Regions from separate parts of the Homo sapiens genome. Here region 2 is linked to region 1. A link is an interaction called in ENCODE POLR2A ChIA-PET data of the cell type or tissue named here. Cell type or tissue: PC-9. All regions are shown on one strand. Each heading gives the region's core, and the rest is flanking DNA. Links, peaks and the distances in the headings are about the cores only. Region 1 holds the start of LOC102724322 (a long non-coding RNA gene). Region 2 overlaps RNF38 (ring finger protein 38).

The links. Peaks named below come from ENCODE experiments on the same cell type or tissue, not always from the same donor. Only the 100,000 strongest peaks of a DNase experiment are listed, where the experiment ranks them.
Region 2: POLR2A ChIA-PET joins it to region 1 with 20 read pairs; 4 of 35 experiments call an interaction of 5 or more read pairs at or near these places.

The regions. Positions count from the first base shown.
Region 1 is chr9:36,279,819-36,290,289 of GRCh38, forward strand. It overlaps LOC124902150 (a long non-coding RNA gene), which reads left to right. Exons shown (of 3, transcript XR_007061473.1): 3 at 4,890-5,321. It overlaps LOC102724322 (a long non-coding RNA gene), which reads left to right and starts at 8,196. Exons shown (of 5, transcript XR_001746660.2): 1 at 8,196-8,475. In PC-9, for the core only: no CTCF peak of the experiment used is centred there; DNase peaks (open chromatin) are centred at 1,403 and 4,613; H3K27ac peaks cover 2,897 bases.
Region 2 is chr9:36,382,520-36,392,990 of GRCh38, forward strand. RNF38 (ring finger protein 38) reads right to left here. Exons shown (of 12, transcript NM_022781.5): 2 at 7,948-8,097. Among named protein-coding and RNA genes, the nearest start is that of RNF38, 13 kb to the right of the region's middle. RefSeq lists an enhancer at 9,245-9,745. In PC-9, for the core only: no CTCF peak of the experiment used is centred there; a DNase peak (open chromatin) is centred at 4,082; H3K27ac peaks cover 1,817 bases.

The sequences.
Region 1 (10,471 bases), core at 1,367-9,366:
CCCAGGCTGGAGGGCAGTGACGCGTTATCTTGGTTCATCGCAACCTCCACCTCCTGGGTTCAAGTGATTCTCCTGCCTCAGCCTCCTGAGTAGCTGGGACTACAGGCACATGCCACCGTGCCCAGCTAATTTTTGTATTTTTAGTAGAGATGGAGTTTCACCATGTTGGCCAGGCTGGTCTTAAACTCCTGACCTCAAGTGATGCGCCTGCCTCAACCTCCCAAAGTGCTGGGATTAGAGGCGTGAGCCACCATGCCCAGAGACATTTTTATTTTTATTTAATTAATTAGCTTATTTTAAAATACAAAGATGAAGTCTCACTGTGTTGCCCAGGTTGGTCTCAAACTCCTGGGCTCAAGTGATCCTCCTGCCCTGACCTCCCAAAGAGCTGGGATTACAGGCGTGAGCTGCCATGCCCAGCCTGAGCTGTTATTTTTATTCTGTCCATTTGATAATCTATTTGAAAGCTATACTCCTTGTGATCCAATCCCTACATTGAGTTGAAGTTAAATAAACACTGGTCTTGCTCTGAGTCTTAAAGAACCATGTTGATGTTTACTGTAGATGTTTACTTTAATTGGGCTGCACAGGAGTTTTATTCAGAGCATCATCCAGAAAGCTTCTAAACATCTTCACACAGTTCTCCTTGTCCCTGTAGTTTCCCAGGTGTTAAAAATCTCCTTTTCTGTCCCTTTGCACAGGGTTCTCACCCCATCCTGATGCTCTTCTGAATCACCTCCTCCTTCATGCTTCTCCTAAACAGAGACTCATTCTGCAGGGATTCTGGTGAATACAATTCTCCATTGAGCTACACATCCTTAGAACAAATGTTTAATGAGCACCTACTGTAGGCTCTGCCATGAATAATCTTTCACATTTGGTTAGGCTTTTTTCTGTCTACAGAATTACTTTCATGTCCATTATTTAGAATAGGGGTCATCAAATCTTTTCTATAGAGGGCCAGATATTTTTGCAGGCCATGTCTCTGTCACAACTTCTCTGCTCTGCCCTTGTGGTACAAAAGCAGCCATACACGATGTATAAAGGAATGGAGATGGCTGTGTGCCTTTGAGACTTTTTTTTACAAAAACAGATAGTGGCCTGGAATTGGCCGCTGAGCTATAGTCTGTCCACTCCTGACTTAGAACAACTCAGTGAAGTGGAAGTTACCTGTCCTATTTTATAGACCAGGAAAGGAATTGAGGCTCAGAGAAATTAAGTGGTTTGCCTAAAGTCACACAAACAAGTTACAAGTGGCTGACCCAGATCTCAAACATGGGTCAAAAAATGTGACTGCAAAGTCACTGCTATTTTAACCACACCATACCGTCTGTCACTCATTCAGATAGCTTGTGTCAAGAGTGACAAGCTTCTTAACCTACGTGCCACATGTTTGAGGAAGAGTTAGGTAAATTTTGATGCATCCACAAATCGCTATGCAGTTAGTCAACATGATATTTACAATGTGAAATCATGGAGAAATATGAAATGATGTGAATCAAAAGGCTAAGCACAAGATCGCATATAGAGTTGTGCTTGTGTAAAGGAAAAAAATACATAAAGGACTTAAGGGAAGTATCTTAGAATATTAACAGTTGTTGCCTCCTTGTAGATGCGAGACTGATTTTTCTGTGTGCTTATTTCTACTTTTTGTATTTTGCACTTTTTTTTGTTTTGTTTTTCTGAGACGGAGTCTCGCTCTGTTGCCAGGCTGGAGTGCAGTGGCGCAGTCTTGGCTCACTGTAACCTCTGCTTCTCAGGTTCAAGTGATTCTCCTGCCTCAGCCTCCTGAGTAGCTGGGACTACAGGTGCGCACCACCATGCCCTGTTAATTTTTGTATTTTTAGTAGAGTCAGGGTTTCACCATGTTAGCCAGGATGGTCTCGATCTCCTGACCTCGTGATCCACCCACCTTGGCCTCCCAAAGAGCTGGGATTACAGGCGTGAGCCACCACAAGCCCGGCCTTGCACACTTTTTTACAGTGTACATTATTACTTTGTGAGCCAGTAAATAATAAAACTTCGAAAGTGAATGCATCTTGAGGATGCTTACAATTTATTTTTTTTTTCCAGGATAAGATGGTTGGATTGGTCACTGGCTGGAACAGGAGAAATACATTTCACTTCAGATAAAGTAGAGAATACAGTTTTTAGCCAGGCAAAACCCTGATCTGTTTAAGACTAAGTTTCACAGAATGACAGAGGAAGTTGTGAAAAGCCTTGGTCTCTGGGCAGGCCTCATTTTTAGCCATGTTGCATGGTCCACCCCTAAGTGAACTACTTTAGAGTCCCCTCTTTCCTGAGAGAGCAAAAGAGGAGAGAAGTCTCCTTTGGAGAAGCAAAGACTCCTTCTCCAACTTGCAGCTTTTTTACCCCTGTGTTCTGCAATGATGGTAATATGAACAAACGTTAAATGTGTAGATACTGCAAGTATTATCCACAAGAACATCTAAAAATCATTTGCAATCCATCTTCTTCTAGAAGAGGTTAATGCCATTTATGAGGGTTGTAACGTGGAGAATTTTCTCATCACTGGGTTTCAGGCTGCAGATGTAGGGGTCAGATGGGCTAGTAATGAGCAGAATGCCTAGGCAATACGCTGATCTAATACCTGCCTCTTGGTCTTTCCTATTTGTTGAGCACACACGAGGGCAAGGACAAGGCCTGCCTGGTTGAACCGGAAAGGTACAACAGGCTACTTTTAGATCAGACTGTTTGGCACTTACGTAAACAGCAAAAGGAAGAGTGGCTCAAGGTGCCAGCTCCTATGGTCTTTGTCCCACTCACCAAAAGGACAACACCAAAACAAGAGGGGTCAGATAACTGCAAGGCAAGCCATGGGACGCCCTTTCGAGAAGCTCATTCTTAGCTGCAGCTAAGGGCTTTAGTATTCTGCAGCTCTATTCTGAGGGGGCCACAGCATAAAGCCCTAATCTCATCAGAACCTGGAAGGCATAAGAAATCATCTCAGCCTTCCAGGGAAGTAGGAACATGAATGGGAGATGGCATACATGCCACCATCCTCTCATGTTAAGGTATCTTTAAATAGAAATACACAGAAAACAAAGTTACGTATTGGTTGGTTGACAAAAATGACCAGAGGCTTTAGGAACCTAACCCTGTATTTCCCTTAAGAGTAATAATTCAGTATTCACTTATTCAGCATTCACAGCAACTTTATAGAACATAACTACCATGAAGAAAGAGAACTGGCTATATTATTATGAATACAGGAATGTAGTTTGGCCTTCACACACAGCCCCAAAAGGGCTCCAAGACTCTCCCTCCCTCCTCCGAGGTCCCCAGACCACACTTTGATAACTATTTCTGGTAGACTATAAACTGTGGCCAACTAGGGGTCAGCCATAGCTATTTTGTTCCTCTTCACATTTCCAGAGTCTTGCATAGTGCCAGGCATATATTGTGAGTTAAGTTAAAATGGGCTGGGGGTAAGATTTTTATGAGAAAGTTAAACCTGAGAGAGGAGAGACAGAGTGGTCTCTTTGGTGCTAAAGGTCAGTTCAGCCTTGATGTTGTTGTTGTCGTTGTTGTTTTTGAGACGGAGTCTCGCTTTGTCTCCCAGGCTGGAGTGCAGTGGCGCGATCTCGGCTCACTGCAAGCTCCGCCTCCTGGGTTCACGCCATTCTCCTGCCTCAGCCTCCCGAGTAGCTGGGACTACAGGCGCTTGCCACGCCCGGCTAATTTTTTGTATTTTTAGTAGAGATGGGGTTTCACCGTGTTCATCAGGATGGTCTCGATCTCCTGATCTCGTGATCCGCCCATCTCGGCCTCCCAAAGTGCTGGGATTACAGGCATGAGCCACTGCGCCCGGCCGTTTTTTTTTTTTTTTTTTTTTTCTTAATGACAGGGCTCACTCTGTTGCCGAGGCTGGAGTGCAGTGGCACAATCTCGGCTCACTGCAACCTCTGCCTTCAGGGCTCAAGCGAACCTCCCACCTCAGCCTCCTGAGTAGCTGGGAGTACAGGCATGAGTCACCACACCCAGCTAATTTTTTGTATTTTTTTAGAGATGGGGTCTCACTATGTTGCTCAGGCTGGTCTCAAACTCCTGGGCTCAAACAGTCCACCTGCCTTGACCTCCCAAAGTGCTAGGATTACAGGCATCCACCATTGCACCCAGCACAACATATATACCTTATTTATTTATTTATTTATTTATTTATTTATTTATTTTGAGACAGAGTTTCACCGTGTCACCCAGGCTGGAGTACAGTAGCGTGATCTCAGCTCACTGCAACCTCTGTCTCATGAGTTCAAGCGATTCTCCTGCCCCAGCCTCCTGAATAGCTGGGATTACAGGCCCCCGCTACCACTCCCGGCTAATTTTTGTATTTTTAGTAGAGACGGGGTTTCTCCATGTTGGCCAGGCTGGTCTCGAACTGTTGACCTCAGGTGATCCACCCTCCTCAGCCTCCCAAAGTGCTGGGATTATAGGCGTGAGCCACCATGCCCGCTGGAATTTTAAAATACTTTATTACGGCTCCATAGCTAATGGGTTAGAGCACTGGTCTTGTAAAATACTTTATTACTGAAAAATGCTAATGATCACCTGAGCCTTCAGTGAGTCATCTTTTTGCTGCTGGAGGGTCTTGCCTCAGTGTTGTGGCTGGTGACTGATCAGGGTGGTGGCTGCTGAAGATCAGGATGCCTGTGGCAATTTCCTGAAATAAAACAATGATGAAGTTTGCTACATCGATTGACTCTTTCACCAAAGATTTCTCTGTAGCATGAGATACTATTTGATAGCATTTACCCACAGTAGAACTTCCTTCAATACTGGAATCAATCCTATCAAACCATGCCACTGCTTTATGAACTGCGTTATGTAATATTCTAAATCCTCTGTTGTCATTTCAACAATGTCCACAGCGTCTTCATCAGGAGTAGAATCCACATCAAGAAAAGATGTTCTTGGCTCATTCAGAAGAAACAACACCTCCTTCATTCAAGTTTGATTGTGAGATGGCAGCAATTCAGTCACATCTTCAGGCTCCACTTCTAACTGTACTTCTCTTGCTGTGTCTACCACATCTGCAGTTACTTCCTCCACAGAAGTCTTGAGCCCCCTAAAGTCAACTATGAGCGTTGGAATCAACTTCTCCCAAATCCTGTTAATGTGGCTATTTTGACCTTCTCCTATGAATCATGAATGTTCTTAATGGCATCTAGAATGATTAATTCTTTCCAAAGTCTTTCAATTTACTTTGCCCAGATCCATTAGAGGAATCAAGATCAATGGCAGCTATGGCCCAACAAAATGTATTTCTTTCTTTTTTTTTTTTTTTTTTTTTGAGATGGAGTCTTGCTCTGTCACCCAGGCTGGAGTACAGTAGCGCAATCTTGGCTCACTGCAACCTCCACCTCCCAGGTTCAAGCAATTCTCCTGCCTCAGCCTCCCAAGTATCTGGGACTACAGGCGTGTGCCACCCAGCCCAGCTAATTTTTGTATTTTTAGTAGAGACAGTGTTTCACCATGTTAGCCAGGATGGTCTCGATCTCTTGACCTCATGATCCGCCCGCCTCAGCCTCCCAAAGTGCTGGGATTGCAGGCGTGAGCCCCCATGCCCGGCCAATGTATTTCTTAAGTAATAGGACTTGAAAGTCAAAATTACTCTTTGATCCATGGGCTATGGACTGGATGTTGTGTTAGCAGGCATGAAAACAACATTCATCTCCTTGCACATCTTCATCAGAGCCCTTGGGTGACCAGGTGAACTGTCAGTGAGTGGTAATTTTCTGAAAGGAATCTTTTCTTCTTTTTCTGGGCAGTAAATCTCAATAGTGGGCTTAAAATATTCAGTAAACCATGCTAATTACCGGATATGCTGTCATCCAGGCTTTGCTATTCCATTTATAGAGCACAAGAAGAGTAGCTTTAGCATGTTTTTTTTTTGTTTTTTTTTTTTTTGAGACAGAGTCTCGCTGTGTTGCCTAGGCTGGAGTGCAGTGGTGTGATCCCAGCTTACGGCAACCTCTGCCTCCCGGGTGCCTCCTGGGTTCAAGTGATACTCCTGTCTCAGCCTCCTGAGTAGCTGGGATCACAGGCATGCACCACCACACCTGGCTAATTTTTGTATTTTTAGTAAAGATGGGGTTTTGCCATGTTGGCCGGGCTGGTCTCAAACTCCTGACCTCAGGTGATCCACCCCCTTCGGCCTCCCAAAATGCTGGGATTACAGGCGTGAGCCACCACGCCTGGCCAGCTTTAGCATAACTCTTAAAGGTCCTAGAATTTTCAGAATGGCAAATGAGCACTGACTTCAACTTAAAGCCACCAGCTGCATTAGCTCCTAATAAGAGAGCCAGCCTGTTCTTTAAAGTTTGAAGCCAGGCACTGACTTCTCCTCTCTAGCTATGAGGGTCCTACATGGCCTCTTCATCCAAGAGAAAGCTGTTTGTTTTATCTACATTGAAAATCTGTTGTTTAGCGCAGCCGCCTTCGTCAGTGATCTTAGCCAGATCTTCTGGATAACTTGCTGCAGCTTCTACATCAGCACTTGCTGCTTCACCTTGCACTTTTATGTTATAGAGCTGGCTTCTTTCCTTCAATCTGATGAACCAGCCTCTGTTAGCTTCCAAGTTTTCTTCTATAGATAACCTCACCTCTCTCAGCCTCCACAGAATTGAAGAGTTATGGCCTTGGTCTGGATTAGGCTTTGGCTAAAGGGAATGTTGTGGCTGGTTTGATCTTCTATCCAGACTACTCAAACTTTCCCCGTATCAGCAATAAGGATGTTTTGCTTTCTTATCATTTGTATGTTCCCTGGAGTGACACTTTCAACATCCTTCAACAGCTTTTCCCCTGCATTCACAACTTGACTAACTGGCACAAGAGGCATAGCTTTTGGCCGATCTCAGCTTTCGACATGCGTTCCTCACTAAGCTTAATCATTTGTAGCTTTTGATTTAAAGTGAGAGTCGTGCGACTCTTCCTTTCACTTGAACACTTAGAGGCTATTGTAGGATTATTAGTTGGCTTAACTTCAATGTTATTGTGTCTCAGGGAGTAGGGAGGCCCACGGAAGAGGGGAGAGAGATGGGGAAATAGCCGGTTGGTCAGTTGAGCAATCGGAACATGCACACTTATTGATTAAGTTTGCTGTCTTATATGGGTGCGATTTGTGGCACCTCAAAACAATTACAATAGTAACATCAAAGGTCACTGATCATGCCTGTAAACCTAGCACTTCGGGAGGCTGAGGTTGGAGGATCACTTGAGTCCAGGAACTCAAGACCAGCCTGGACAACATAATGAGACCCTGTCTCTACAAAAAAATTAAAAAAACTAGTGGCATGCGTCTGTAGTCCCAGCTACTCAAGGGGCTGAGGTGGGCGGATTGTTTGAGCCCAGGAGGTTGAGGCTACAGTGGTCGCACCACGGCACTCCAGCCTGGGCAACAGAGTGAGACCCTGTCTCGAAATAATAATCACAGTCATAATTATAATAATGAAAAAGTTTGAAATGCTGTAAGAATGATGAAAATGTGACACAGACGTGAAGTGAGCACATGCTGTTGGAAAAATGGCACCGATAGCCTTGCTCCAGGCAGGGTTGCCATAAACCTTCCATTTGTAAAACGTGCAGTATCTGCAAGGTGTGATAAAGCAAAGCACAATAGAATGAGTTATTCTTGGACTCACAGAGCATAACACGGGGATAAATACGCACAAATCTATACTGATTAAACATCTTGATTATTGAAGTAGATTTTACAGTATGACTTTTTTAAGATGCAAGATATGGAATCAGACCTATCCTCACATTTTCTAGTACTGGGTTAACATTTGTGTAAACTTTTAGCTACTCTAGATTAGAAAATGTAACATCATTGTTCCTTATCTTTTCTTATACAAATAAGACTAGGCCTTAGGTCTGTGGCTTTAATGAAATAATAATTTGTCATTATTTATGTCAAATTCAGCCCCTGCTTTACTTTCTTTTCTTTTCTTTTTTTTTTTTTTTTTTCTGAGACAGAGTCTCACTCTGTTGCCCAGGTTGGAGTGCAGTAGCTCAATCTTGGATCACTGCAACCTCCACCTCCTGGGTTCAAGCAATTCTCCTGCCTCAGCCTCCTCAGCAGCTGGGACTACAGGGGCACACCACCATGCCCGGCTAATTTTTGTGTTTTTAGTAGAGATGGGGTTTCACCATGTTGGCCAGGCTGATCTCAAACTCCTGACCTCAAGTGATCAACCCACCTCGGCCCCCCAAAGTGCTGGGATTACAGACATGAGCCACCACGCCCAGACCCTTGCTTTACTTTCATTTGGCATATGGTTTTTTCCACAGTGATGACCAACAAATGAAACTGTGCACCTTTGAAAGAGACTCTGCAGTTACATTTCAGCTCTAATATCCCACACACAGGTATCCTTGCATCCTGTGAGGGGGAGGAGGTGCAGGCACTAAGCAGATTCCTGGAAATCAATGGCCAGAGGCGATGTTTTCAGAGAGGTGAGACGATGGAAAATTACTGAGCAGACAGTGAACTTCTGAAGGGCAGAAACTTCTAGGGGCCCCCAGCACTTCAAGTGCCCAACTCCTAGCAGATGCACAATAAATGCTTGTGACTTGAGAGATAGTGGCAGCAGGTGGGCCCAGGGCTGAGGTGAGGGATGAAGGCCTCCTAGATCTGAGAGAGAGAATAAAGATGACATATTTGGAGCCTGGGGTCTGCAGAGTGAAGCACACAGGACTGTGGTGCAGAGCAGGGAGGAGATGCCGGCTAGCGGTGGGGACACAGAGCTGAGCTACTGTGGCAGAGCAGAACCCGGGCAGGAGGTGGGAGGAGACCAGCAGGAAGGGGTCCCTGAGGAAGCGAGGACTGCCTCTGGCCTCCCTCCTAGTATGTGTGCAAGTGCGTGGTGTGGACCCACTGCCCTGCAGAGAAGTCAGGTAGACAAGCTTCTTGCCATTTCCCAGTCGTATTAGCTTCCTGTGGCTCCCATAGCCAGTTGCCACGAACCGGTGTCTTGAAACAGTAGACATTCATTCTCTCACAGTTCTGGAGGCCAGAAGTCCAAAATCAAGGTGTTGGCAGGCCATGCTCCCTCTGGAGGCTCTTGGGGAGGATTCTTCTTTGCCTCTTCCAGTTTCTGGTGGCTGGAGGCATTCCTTGGCTTCCTTGGTTTGTGGCCACATTACCCCAATCTCTTCTCCACCTTCACACAGCCTTCATCTCTTTGATATGTCTCTCCTTTCTTTCTCTCTCTCTCTCTTTTTATAAAATAGAGATGGGGGTCTTGTTATGTTACCCAGGCTGGCCTTGAACTCCTAGCCTCCAGCGATCCAGTGTGAGCCACCATGGCAGCCTGTGTGTCTTTTTTTTTTTTTTTTTGAGATGGAATTTCACTCTTGTCACCCAAGCTGGAGTGCAGAGGCCCGATCTCAGCTCACTGCAACCTCCGCCTCCCAGGCTCGAGCAATTCTCCTGCCTCAGCCTCCTGAGTAGCTGGGATTACAGGCTCCCATCACCACGCCCAGCTAATTTTTGTATTTTTTTAGTAGAGACGGGGTTTCACCGTGTTGGCCAGGCTGGTCTCAAACTCCTGACCTCAGGTGATCCACCCGCCTCGGCCTCCCAAAGTGCTGGGATTACAGGTGTGAACCACCACACCCGGCCCTGTGTGTCTTTTATAAGGACACTTGTCATTAAGTTGGGGGCTTTCTTGGAGAATCCAGGATAATCTCCTCATTTCAAGATCCTTTCTAACATCTTCAAAGACTCTTTTTTCAGATAAGATAACACAGGTTCCAGGGATTTCTGTGATGGTTAATTTTTTATGTCAGATTACCTGGGCCATGATACCCAGATATTTGGTCAAACATTGTTCTGGATGTTTCTGTGAGGGTGTTTTGGGGTGAGATTTCCCTTTAGATTGATGGACTTTGAGCAAAGTGAATTGCCCTCCATAATGTGAGTGGGCTCTATCTAATCAGTTGAAGGCCTGAATCAAACAAAAGGCTGACCTCCCCCAAGCAAAAGGGAATTCTGCCAGCATATGGTTTTGGACCTCATCTGGGTTTCCAGCCTAACTGCCTTTGGACTTGAACCGCAGCTGCTTCCTGGGTCTCCCCCATCAGATTTTGAATTCATCGAGCTCCCACAATTGTGTGACCCAATTCCTTAAACTAAGTTTATAGATTCTGTTTCTATAGAAAACCCTGACTAATATAGGGGGTTGTTCTATTGAGGCCTTCAACTGATTAGATAAAGCCCACCCACCATTCAACCCACTCTACCAATATTTAACCTAGAGAAATGCTTTTCTGACCTGAATGTGTGTATGGTCTTGTTCAAGTGCAGATTCTGATACAGTAAGCCTGGAATTCTCCATTTCTAACAAGCTCCCAGGGGATGCTGGTGCTGCTGGTTAGAGTGACCAACTCATCCCAGGACTACCTCAGTTTTAGCACTGAAAGTCCCTTGTCCCAGAAAATCTCAGAGCTC
Region 2 (10,471 bases), core at 968-8,967, 100 kb after region 1:
TTTATATGTAATATATATCTTGGGTTTATATATATATCAGCAAGTCTTAGAGATAATAGGAGATGCTGAGCCAGACAAACTTTTCCCAAAACAGAAACAGGTTTCAAGTTCTACTCAGTGACTACAACATGCCTCTAATGGCAACCACTAGTGAGCCCTAAGGACTTCCTTCCCAAAGCAGCAAAGAGGCAACTTGTGTGGGGAAATGGAATTTCTCAAGAACCTGGTCCTCTTTCTAATCAGTCAGGACTACTCTTCACCTTAGATTTACAAATAAGCACAGCATGAGTTAAGAATCTTCAATTCTCCTTTAAACTCCCAGACTTTCTCTACTTGCCTTAATTACCTTTAACAAAAATGAAGTTTCTTATTCCACAATTAAGGAAAAACAGTTAAATGCAAAGGGCCCAGGAAGAGCAAACTCTCACTAAATTTTATTCATTTTAAATAAATGTGAAAACACTTAGAAATCAACACTCTATATAAGCAACTTGTTACTAAAAAATAAGACAAGATCCTTTTTTGTTTTGCAGAAGATGGATATAAGCTGGGGAAAGCAGAAAATTAAGAATTTTATATTTGGATCACACAATAGTTTACAAAATGACTTCTAACATTACCTCATTTTATTCTCCACAAGCTGAGGTTTTCATTTTTAAACTATGTCCAGATAATACGTAAAATGTGGTTTTTTGGTTGCTGAGACAGAGTCTCGCTCTGCTGCCAGGCTGGAGTGCAGTGGCGCGATCTCAGCTCACTGCAACCTCCGCCTCCTGGGTTTAGGCGATTCTCCTGCCTCAGTCTACCAAGTAGCTGGGACTACAGGCGCGCACCAGCCAATTTTTGTATTTTTAGTAGAGATGTATTTCACCATGTTGGCCAAGACAGTCTTTATTTCTTGACCTCATGATCCGCCCACTTCAGCCTCCCAAAGTGCTGGGATTATAAGCATGAGCCACCACGGCCGGCCTAAATGTGTTTCTATTAGTGAAACTGAAACTTTTTAAGGCAGTTCAGTGAACATGCTGCCCTTGAACTACATAATGTACACAGTCTCATTTCACATAGGACTTTCATTTGATGTATAATTCTTATACTCCTCAGATCACAATTTTGCAATGAAATTCTGTCTCTCAACCAGACAACTAATATATTCTCCTGAAATGTTATTTTACTTGCAGATATAGAAGAGGCTCTGAATGTTGTTTTCAAAAGTTACCATGTTGTTTTCAAAAGTTACCATAAACATGCAGAAACAAAAAAATTTTGCTCTTTGATACGTGCCAAGTTTTTTTTTTTTTAAACCGAAGCCCAAAGAAAATAACAGTTTGATATGCAGTGGCTGCTCAGAAAGGCACTCTAGTAGTATAACGTATTGCAATCACACCATGATGAATAGTAAAATACGGTATTTTCCTATCATTGGCTATAACTGCTAGTCCACCAAAACACAGGAACTATAAATAAAGTGGTTTCCTAAGTCTAAGGAGGCCTGCATGGCTAGTATTTGAGTAACAGACTAGTGATGTTATATACTATATTTTTCACAGTTCCTAATTACACAAAACATCACTGGTTCACAAAAACTAATTTAGCTTGATGCTACAATTGTAAGTATCACTATATTTCTACCAGAATACTAGATTCTACTCATGTATCTGTAACTATAATAATTTTAAGCTATAATTATAGATAAGAGACTAAAACAAAAAATCTAAAGTATAAACATGAAACCAGTGAAAATAGGAAAGATACTAAAACAACCTGAAATCAAGAGATCCTTTGAGAGATACCCCGCCTGGAGGTGTTCTGTAAACAGCTGAAGCTCAGAGGGTAGGAATATAAATTTAGGAGTGTTGATATACAGATCATCATTCATGAAGCTGCAGACATAGACAAAATTGCCCCTCAAAAGTTTATGTAATGAAAACAAGGCCCAATACGGAAACCTAAGAAACACCAACATTTAATGCTGGGTACTTGATTAGCAGGAGGGTGGAGTGTGATGGAAGCCAGGCGAAGGAGGTTTCAAGGATGCAGGATGAAGGGCTGAAAAATATCCACCAGATGTATTAGGTGAGTGCAAAAATAACTGCAGTTTATGCAGTGTTGGAATTTGCCGTTTGGTATTGGAATACGTTCTTAAATAAATGTGGTTATGTTATATATCATTTTAATGGGAATTTCTCACTTTATGTTCTTTGTTAATGACTTATTACTTGCTATTTATGTTTATTTTAGGCTAAGGAAATGATGTTAGACAAAAAGCAAATTCAAGCAATTTTCTTATTTTAGTTCAAGGTGGGTCATAAAGCAGCAGAGACAACTTGCAACATCAACAATGCATTTGGCCCAGGAACTGCTAACGAATATACAGTGCAGTGGTGGTTCAAGAAGTTCTGCAAGGGAGGCGAGAGCCTTGAAGATGAGGAGCATGGCTGGCCATCAGAAGTTGACAATGACCAATTGAGAGCAATCATCGAGCTGATCCTCTTACAACTACATGCGAAGTTGCCGAAGAACTCAACATGAATTGTTCTATGCTATGGTAGGTTGGCATTTGAAGCAAATTGGAAAAGTGAAAAAGCTCGGTTAAGTGGGTGCCTCATGAGCTAACCGAAAATTTAAAAAAAAAAAATCGTTTTGAAGTATCATCTTCTCTTATTCTACACAAGAACAAGGAACCATTTCTTGATCAGATTTTGTTATGAGAGGAAAAGTGGATTTTATACAACAACCGATAACCAGCTCAGTGGGTGGACCAAGAAGTAGCTCCAAAGCACTTCCCAAAGCCAAACTTGCACCAAAAAGAGGTCACAGTCACTGTTTGGTGGTCTGCTGCTGGTCTGATCCACTACAGCTTTTTTTTTTTTTTTTGGAGACAGTTTCGCTCTTGTCATCCAGGCTGGAGTGCAATGGCGCGATCTCGGCTCACAGTAACCTCCGCCTCCCGGATTCAAGTGATTCTCCTGCCTCAGCCTCCCGAGTAGCAGGGATTACAGGCATGTGCCACCACATCCGGATAATTTTTGTATTTTTAGTAGAGATGGGGTTTCACCATGTTGGCCAGGCTAGTCTTGAACTCCTGACCTCAGGTGATCCACCCGCCTCAGCCTCCCAAAGTGCTGGGATTACAGGCATGAGCCACCGTGCCCAGCCACTACAGCTTTCTGAATCCCTGCAAAACCATTACATCTGAGAAGTATGCTCAGCAAATTGATGAGGTGCACCGAAAACTACAATGCCTGCAGCCAGCACTGGTCAACAGAAAGGGCCCAGTTCTTCTCGTTGAATTCTTGGCACGTCGCACAACCAACGCTTCAAAAATTGAACAAATTGGGTTACAAAGTTTTGCCTCATCTGCCATATTTACCTGACCTCTCGCTGACCGACTACCACTTCTTCAAGCATCTCGACAACCAACTTTTTTGCTGGGAAAAGCCTTCTACAACCAGCAGGATGCAGAAAATACTTTCCAAGAGTACGTCCAATCCCGAAGCAGTGATTTTTATGCTACCAGAATAAACAAACTTATTTATCGTTGGTAAAAATGTGTTGATTGTAATGGTTCCCATTTTGAGTAATAAAGATGTGTTTGGGCCTAACTACGATGATTTAAAATTCACGGTCTGAAACCAGAATTACTTTTGCACCAACCTAATACCAACACAGAGGTCTCTGACAGAGCTATTTCTTTCTAATAGGATTTGCTATCTCTTATGGCATATTTCTCCCCTTATGACAATTTTTGGAAAAGTTTTTCCCCCTTTTCTTCAATAATCTTCCATATGAATTTAAAAACAATTCTGAAAGCTCTAAAAACAAAATTCTGCTGATATTTTGGCTAGAAATTTCATTAAGTCTACAAATTTGCTAGAATATAGATATTTTCACAATAATTTTCTCTTTCAGAAACCTGGCATATTTCTCTATGTGTATAGCTTTTCAAATTTTCATTCACCTAATTTAACTTTAGTAAATTTGTTAGAGGCGTTTGAACCAGAGTGCCTCCATACTAAACAGTGGCTTGGTAAAATAAGACTGAGACCTGCTGGGCTGCATTCCCATCACGTTAGGCATTCTGAGTCACAGGATGAGATAGGAGGTCAGCACAAGATACAAGACCTTCCTGATATTAACAGGTTGCAGTAAAGAAGCCGGCTAAAACCCACTAAAACCAAGATGGTGATGACAATGACCTCTGGTCATCCTCACTGCTACACTCCCACCAGCACCATGACAGTTTACAAATGTCATGGCAATGTCAGGAAGTTACCCAATATGGTCTATTTTTATTTTTTGAGAGGTAGTCTTGCTCTGTTGCCCAGGCTGGAGTGCAGTGGCACAATCTCAGCTCACTGCAACCTCTGCCTCCCGGATTCAAGCGATTCTTGTGTCTCAGCCTCTTGAGTAGCTGGGACCACAGGTGCGCACCACCACGCCTGGTTAATTTTTGTATTTTTAGTAGAGACGGGGTTTCCCCATGTTGGCCAGGCTGATCTCGAACTCCTGACCTCAAGTGATCCACCTGCTTCGGCCTCCCAAATTGCTGGGATTACAGGTGCGAGCCACCGTGTGGGAGCCCCTACCTTGTCTATAAATGAGGCATGAATAATCCACCCCGTGTTTAACACATAATCAAGAAATAACCATAAAAATGGGCAACCAGCAGGCCTTAGGGCTGCTCTCCTTTACTTTCTTAATAAACTTGCTTTCACTTTATGGATTCACCTCAAATTCTTTCTAGCACAAGATCTAAGAACCCTCTCCTGGGGTCTGGATCAGGACCCCTTTCTGTTAACAAATTTACAAAATAAAAGCTATAACATAGCAGTCATTAAGATACCACAAACACCCCTAAAATTAATGGTTGTGCCAGATATAAAATTATTTCACCATGTACTTAATTACCTTTTGAAAACTTACTATCTTCAATCACAACCATTGAATCCACTGATAGTAAAGACATGCCTAATTTTAAAACTTTAAGACAGGGGTTGACAGCAAAGAAACATCAGGGAATTTTGGGGGGTGTTTTATTATTCATTGTGGTGGTGACTCCACATCTGTATGCATTTGTCAAACTCACAAACCTATATGCTAAAAAAGTAAATTTTATGTTAAGTATACCTTAATTTAAAAATGTTTAAAATATTGTATGAAGCACTTTAAGATTCTAATTTTAAATATGGGTTTTTATAGAGATGCAAATGAGCCTACACTTACACCTCTTCTGTGGGCAATGAGTACACAAAGCCATCATTTTCACAGAAACATTAAAATACCAACCAAATGTGCACCGGGAAGCACATACAAAATATTACTGGAAGCACTGCCTGTAATAGCATTAAAAAACAAAAACAAAACAAAACAAAAAAAACAGGAAACTACCCAAATGTCAAGCAAAAAGAAAGGAGACAAGCTGCAGTATAGTCATATAATAGAAAACTAAAAACAATAAAATAAATCAAGTATATACAGGCAGATACACTAGTAGGGATGAATTTTTTAAAAAGTATACAAAGTGTGACATCATTTATACTAACTTCAGAAACAAGCAAAATTAAACAGTATAATATCAAGGGATATTTTATATGGTAAAACCATACAGAAAAACAAAAGGATACTGAAGAGAGATGTACGTGAGGCACAAGTATGGGATATAACATGGAGGGTCATATGGGGGCTTCAAAAGTGTTGGTAATGGCTGGTTTCTTATACTAGATGGTCTTATTATTATATAGATGTCTGCTTTACATTTTCTAAATTGCATATATGAAATATTTCACAAATATTATTTCACAAAGCATGTAAAATTTAAACGAAAACCCTGAATTTTGGGCAATTAAAAAGAAGTCTTGACTAGGAGCAATACAAAACAAGCAAATATGAGAAGCAAAATGTAGAAGTTTGTAATAAACAAGGACAATGACAGAACTGATAAATAATAGATATGACTGACAAAAAAAAAGCTCAAAAACAGGATAACTTTTTTTGTTCAAAAAGACTGGTGGTAGAAACAACAGTAAGAATCCAGGAAGTGTAGCAACACATTTTTTCTCCCATATGGCCACTTGACTAGCCACACACCCAACTCCTCATGCTTGGTGTGGGGGGTGGTGGAAATCAATCAATTAACTTCTTTACTCCTAGAGAAGGTTGATGTCCTCAGAAAAGACAGGAGTTTAAAGGAAGCAGAGAGGGTGCCTTAGAAAAAAATGAAAACACAGGCAAATCTGTTTAAAACAGATTATTCTAAAAAGAAGGAAAAGTAGAAAGAATTGGGAGAGAAGGTACTTGAGGAGAAAGCCAATAAGAAAGCATAACACATTAAGGGAATAATTTTGTGACACTAGATGGCTGGGTAGGTTTTTCTTTGCATGTGGTAACTAAGTTTTTAAGGATAAGAAGCATAACTGGAACTAACAAATTACACCCTTTTTTAAAAGATATCAACTAGCTGAAGGTATCAGTATCTCAAAGGGGTTGTGAGAAAGATCTACTTTGCTTCATGTCGAACAGTGGTAGGGCAGTTTCTGGGCAAAAAAAACCTTCTAGATCCCCCTCCACCCCCGCCCCAAAGTTCATTGAGGGCTTTGTTCTAAGGTTCAAGGAAAATAAGGCTTAAGTTAAATTAAAACTATTTAAATAAAAATTTAACAACAATACATTGCATCTTTCTGCAACACTCAAATGCAATTGGCTCTTTGTTTTGTTTTCAAAACATGAATTTAAATCTACTGCATTTGGCAGCTACTCTCTGAAATTAAAGTTTATATTGAGTTACTGTTTGAAAACACAAAGGGAGTATGGAGAAAAGTATCCAAAAAAAAAAAAAAAACCCTTTTTATTGGTGGCAGTATTAAGGGTATTAAGTCCATTTCTTCCACAAATACATAGTAGACAAGATACAGCTAAAGTTAGATTGGAGCCCCTTCTCTGCCAAATAACTACATATGTGATTAGACACCTCACTGAGCTTTTCTTAGCCTGTTTCCACATCTTAAAAACTATCAATGACTAGTTTATTGTGAGGGCTAAAAACAAAAAGAGTTAATACATGCAAAGCAGAGAACCTGGCACAAATTCCAAGAAGGAATACCAGACTGAAGAGCCCTAGATCACCTATCCCTCCAAATTTTTTATCTCCAACTTTATGTGTCACAAGCATTTCACTTTCATACAAACAGAAAATGAGCTGGCTCTTATTCAAAAGTCCCAGCCTTGATGATCAATTATTTCACTACCTCAGGTTTATACACATTGGCCTGCAATCCTACCACTCAGAGGCAATTGTGTAACCTAACTTTTGTGGTAACAGCGATACTGACTTCCACTACTAAAACATGCTTCTCTAGGAATATGGATTGAAAGTTTGGTAGCCAATGATTTCTATGGGCAGATTCCAGTAATCTTGTTAATAACCTAATGAGTTTCAATCCATTTACACACCTTACTTTCGAGTTTTCATTTTATATTTAAAAAAAAATTTTTAACTCACGTTTACCCACAGGTAAAAGAAGACAAGTAACCATGTTTTCTCTCAGAAATGTATGTTACTATCGAACTCTGGGTGCCAAGCAAGTAACTAGTGAACATCTTACATGCTTTCATTTTTCCTTTCCTACACAACTTCATATATTCTACACTATCTTCTACTTTCCTACAGAACTTGACCTATTAGGACAAGTGATTTAAGACCAAAAGATCAAAACACAAGAATATTAAGTAGTCAAATAATTAACAGTAGCTGAGTAGCTCAAGAAGACAAACATTAGTCAGAAAAGCTGGCTGAAAAAATATTAAAGTCCTCTAAGAAGAATACTTATTTCCACATACAACAGAAAACAAGGAGACGATATTGGGCATTTTGTTTCAAGCCTTCCTAGAAACACTGTAGAATGTGACTTTCAGCCCTATGTAGGGAAAGGGTAAATATATAAGAACCTGGAAGAAAGCTTTGAAGTGAGCATCCTCTTGAACGGTAGTGTTCTGATCACTTGGGAGGAGAGGGAACAGGCTCTGAAGTCTCACCCTTTCACAAATCACCTTGTTAGGATGGCCAGGTAGAGATGCTGAATTGGCCCCGGGAGATATCTGGGAAAAAGAGGAAGAAAAGGATAGTTCATGGCTAGCTGCACCAATGTGGAGAATCACGCCTATGAAGGATAGTCTGGATTTTCTAGGTATTTGATGATTCTGCTAGCGAAGACAGGAAAGAAATTAAAAATTAATTTTAAACATCAAAACATAAAGATGGCAAAGGTTGCCTCTGGCAATGGATCTCTCTTACAAAAACTGTTGGAGGCAAAACAGCACAGCCCAAGAACACCACGTCCTTCCTGTTTCCCAAATACCTATTGGTAACTTTTTCTGCTGGTGTTAATTCCGAAATCCTAAAGGACAGACTTCATGCTAAGAAAACCCAAGGTAAAATTACATATCTTAAGTACAGAAAGGTTAAGTGTTTGCCTGGACCAAGATTAATACTTTTTCTCATTCTGTTTTTTAGTTAACCTTCCAAATAATCATGCAAAGGAAAATGACAGATTTAACAATATTTGTGGCAAATTTTCTATAGCAAACATATGTTTGACTGCAGAAATCTCAGCTCTATTCAACACAAACCTAAAGACCTTCCTAAGGAATAAAGGACACAATCATAAGCACAAAAGTAAATGACTGCCACATTTCCAATGCTTGATTTGGCCAATGCAGTGGTCACACCTGTAATCCCAGCACTTTGGTATGCCAAGGTGGGAGGATCGCCCCAGTTATCTACAAAAATTAAAAAACAAAAATAAATGTTTGACTTGATTATGGGTTAATCCTCTTAAATTCATATGTAAATATACTTACTCTGTAACATTAAAAAAAAAATCATGAACATAATGTGTTCCACTGTGCTGTGACAGTGAATTCTTCTTGGGGGGTTAAGGCTCGTGGTCCCTTCTTGTACCTACACTAAAAGTTACATACTTTAACATGGTCTTCTTTTTAGAGTTTCATTGCCTCATTCATTCACTCAATCCTACATTTAAGCATCTATTTGGTGACAGGCATTAAACCAAAAACAAAGGCATCGTTTCCTACTTTTTTTTTTTTTTTTTTTTGAGATGGAGTCTCGCTGTCGCCCAGGCTGGAGTGCAGTGGTGCCATCTCGGCTCACTGCAGGCTCCACCCACTGGGGTTCACGCCATTCTCCTGCCTCAGCCTGCAGAGTAGCTGGGACTACAGGCGCCCGCCACCCCGCCTGGCTAATTTTTTGTATTTTTAGTAGAGACGGGGTTTCACTGTGTTAGCCAGGATGGTCTCGATCTCCTGACCTCGTGATCCGTCCGCCTCGGCCTCCCGAAGTGCTGGGATTACAGGCGTGAGCCACTGCGCCCGGCCCGTTTCCTACTTTCAAAAAGTATATGCTATAAGAAAGAAACAAAAGTAAATCACTGCAGGATGTAAGTATTATGGTAACGCTAGGCACTAGGTGCTATGGAGAAGTAGCTGCCAAGAGACAGCAGTGTAGTCAGGAAACTGCAAAACGTTTAGTATGGCTAGATAGTAAGGAAGCAGCCAGAAACCGATCATAAAATGAAATGCTATTAATATCCCTGCTGTTAATATATTAATACCCTTACCTTCCTTAGCCTTTTTATAGTATTTTGTTTCTGCTTTGCTATGGACCTGGTAAACAGATAACTGTGCCCACTGGTAAGAGTAAAAATACTTCCAAAGACTCACCTAGAAGTAAAAAACAAAGCACTTGAAAGCAGAAACTTTAGAATTCATTAGTTTTCTGTACAGAATGTTCTGATCTCTATACTACAAACATGAATGTGCTATCCTTTACCATTACGCAGAAGTATGCATTGCTGAATCAAGGCGTATTTACTGACTGACTCCTACAAGCCAAGAATTACATTAGGAATATAGAGACAGGCCAAATGCAGTGGCTCACACTTGTAATCTCAACCCTTTGGGAGGCCCTGGTGAGAGAAGAGCTTGAGTACAGGAGCTCAAGACTAGCCTGGACAACATAGAGAAAACCCCATCTCTACTCAAAAAAATAAGTAAATAAATAAAAATTAAAAAAATTAAATTAGTGTGGCATGGTGGCACACTCCTGTAGTCTTAGCTACTCAGGAGGCTAAGGCAGGAGCTTCACTCGAGCCCAGTAGTTTGAGGTTACAGTGAGCTATGACTGCAATACTATACTCCAGCCTGGTCAACATGGTGAGACAATTTCTAAAAATAAGTATTTGTTAATCTAATAAGATATAAAAACATGGGCCCTAACCTCAAGAAGCTTATTCTAACAATTTTTGAAACCCAGATGCAAGCAGCCAACTGTAACATAATATTTAAAGGCCATAAAACAGGGAAAAATTAGGAGTAAGAGTTCTGAATTAATGTGAAGGTAAGAGTTAAGATTTCATAGAAAAAGGAGTATTTCACATTCCTGACTCAATCTAAG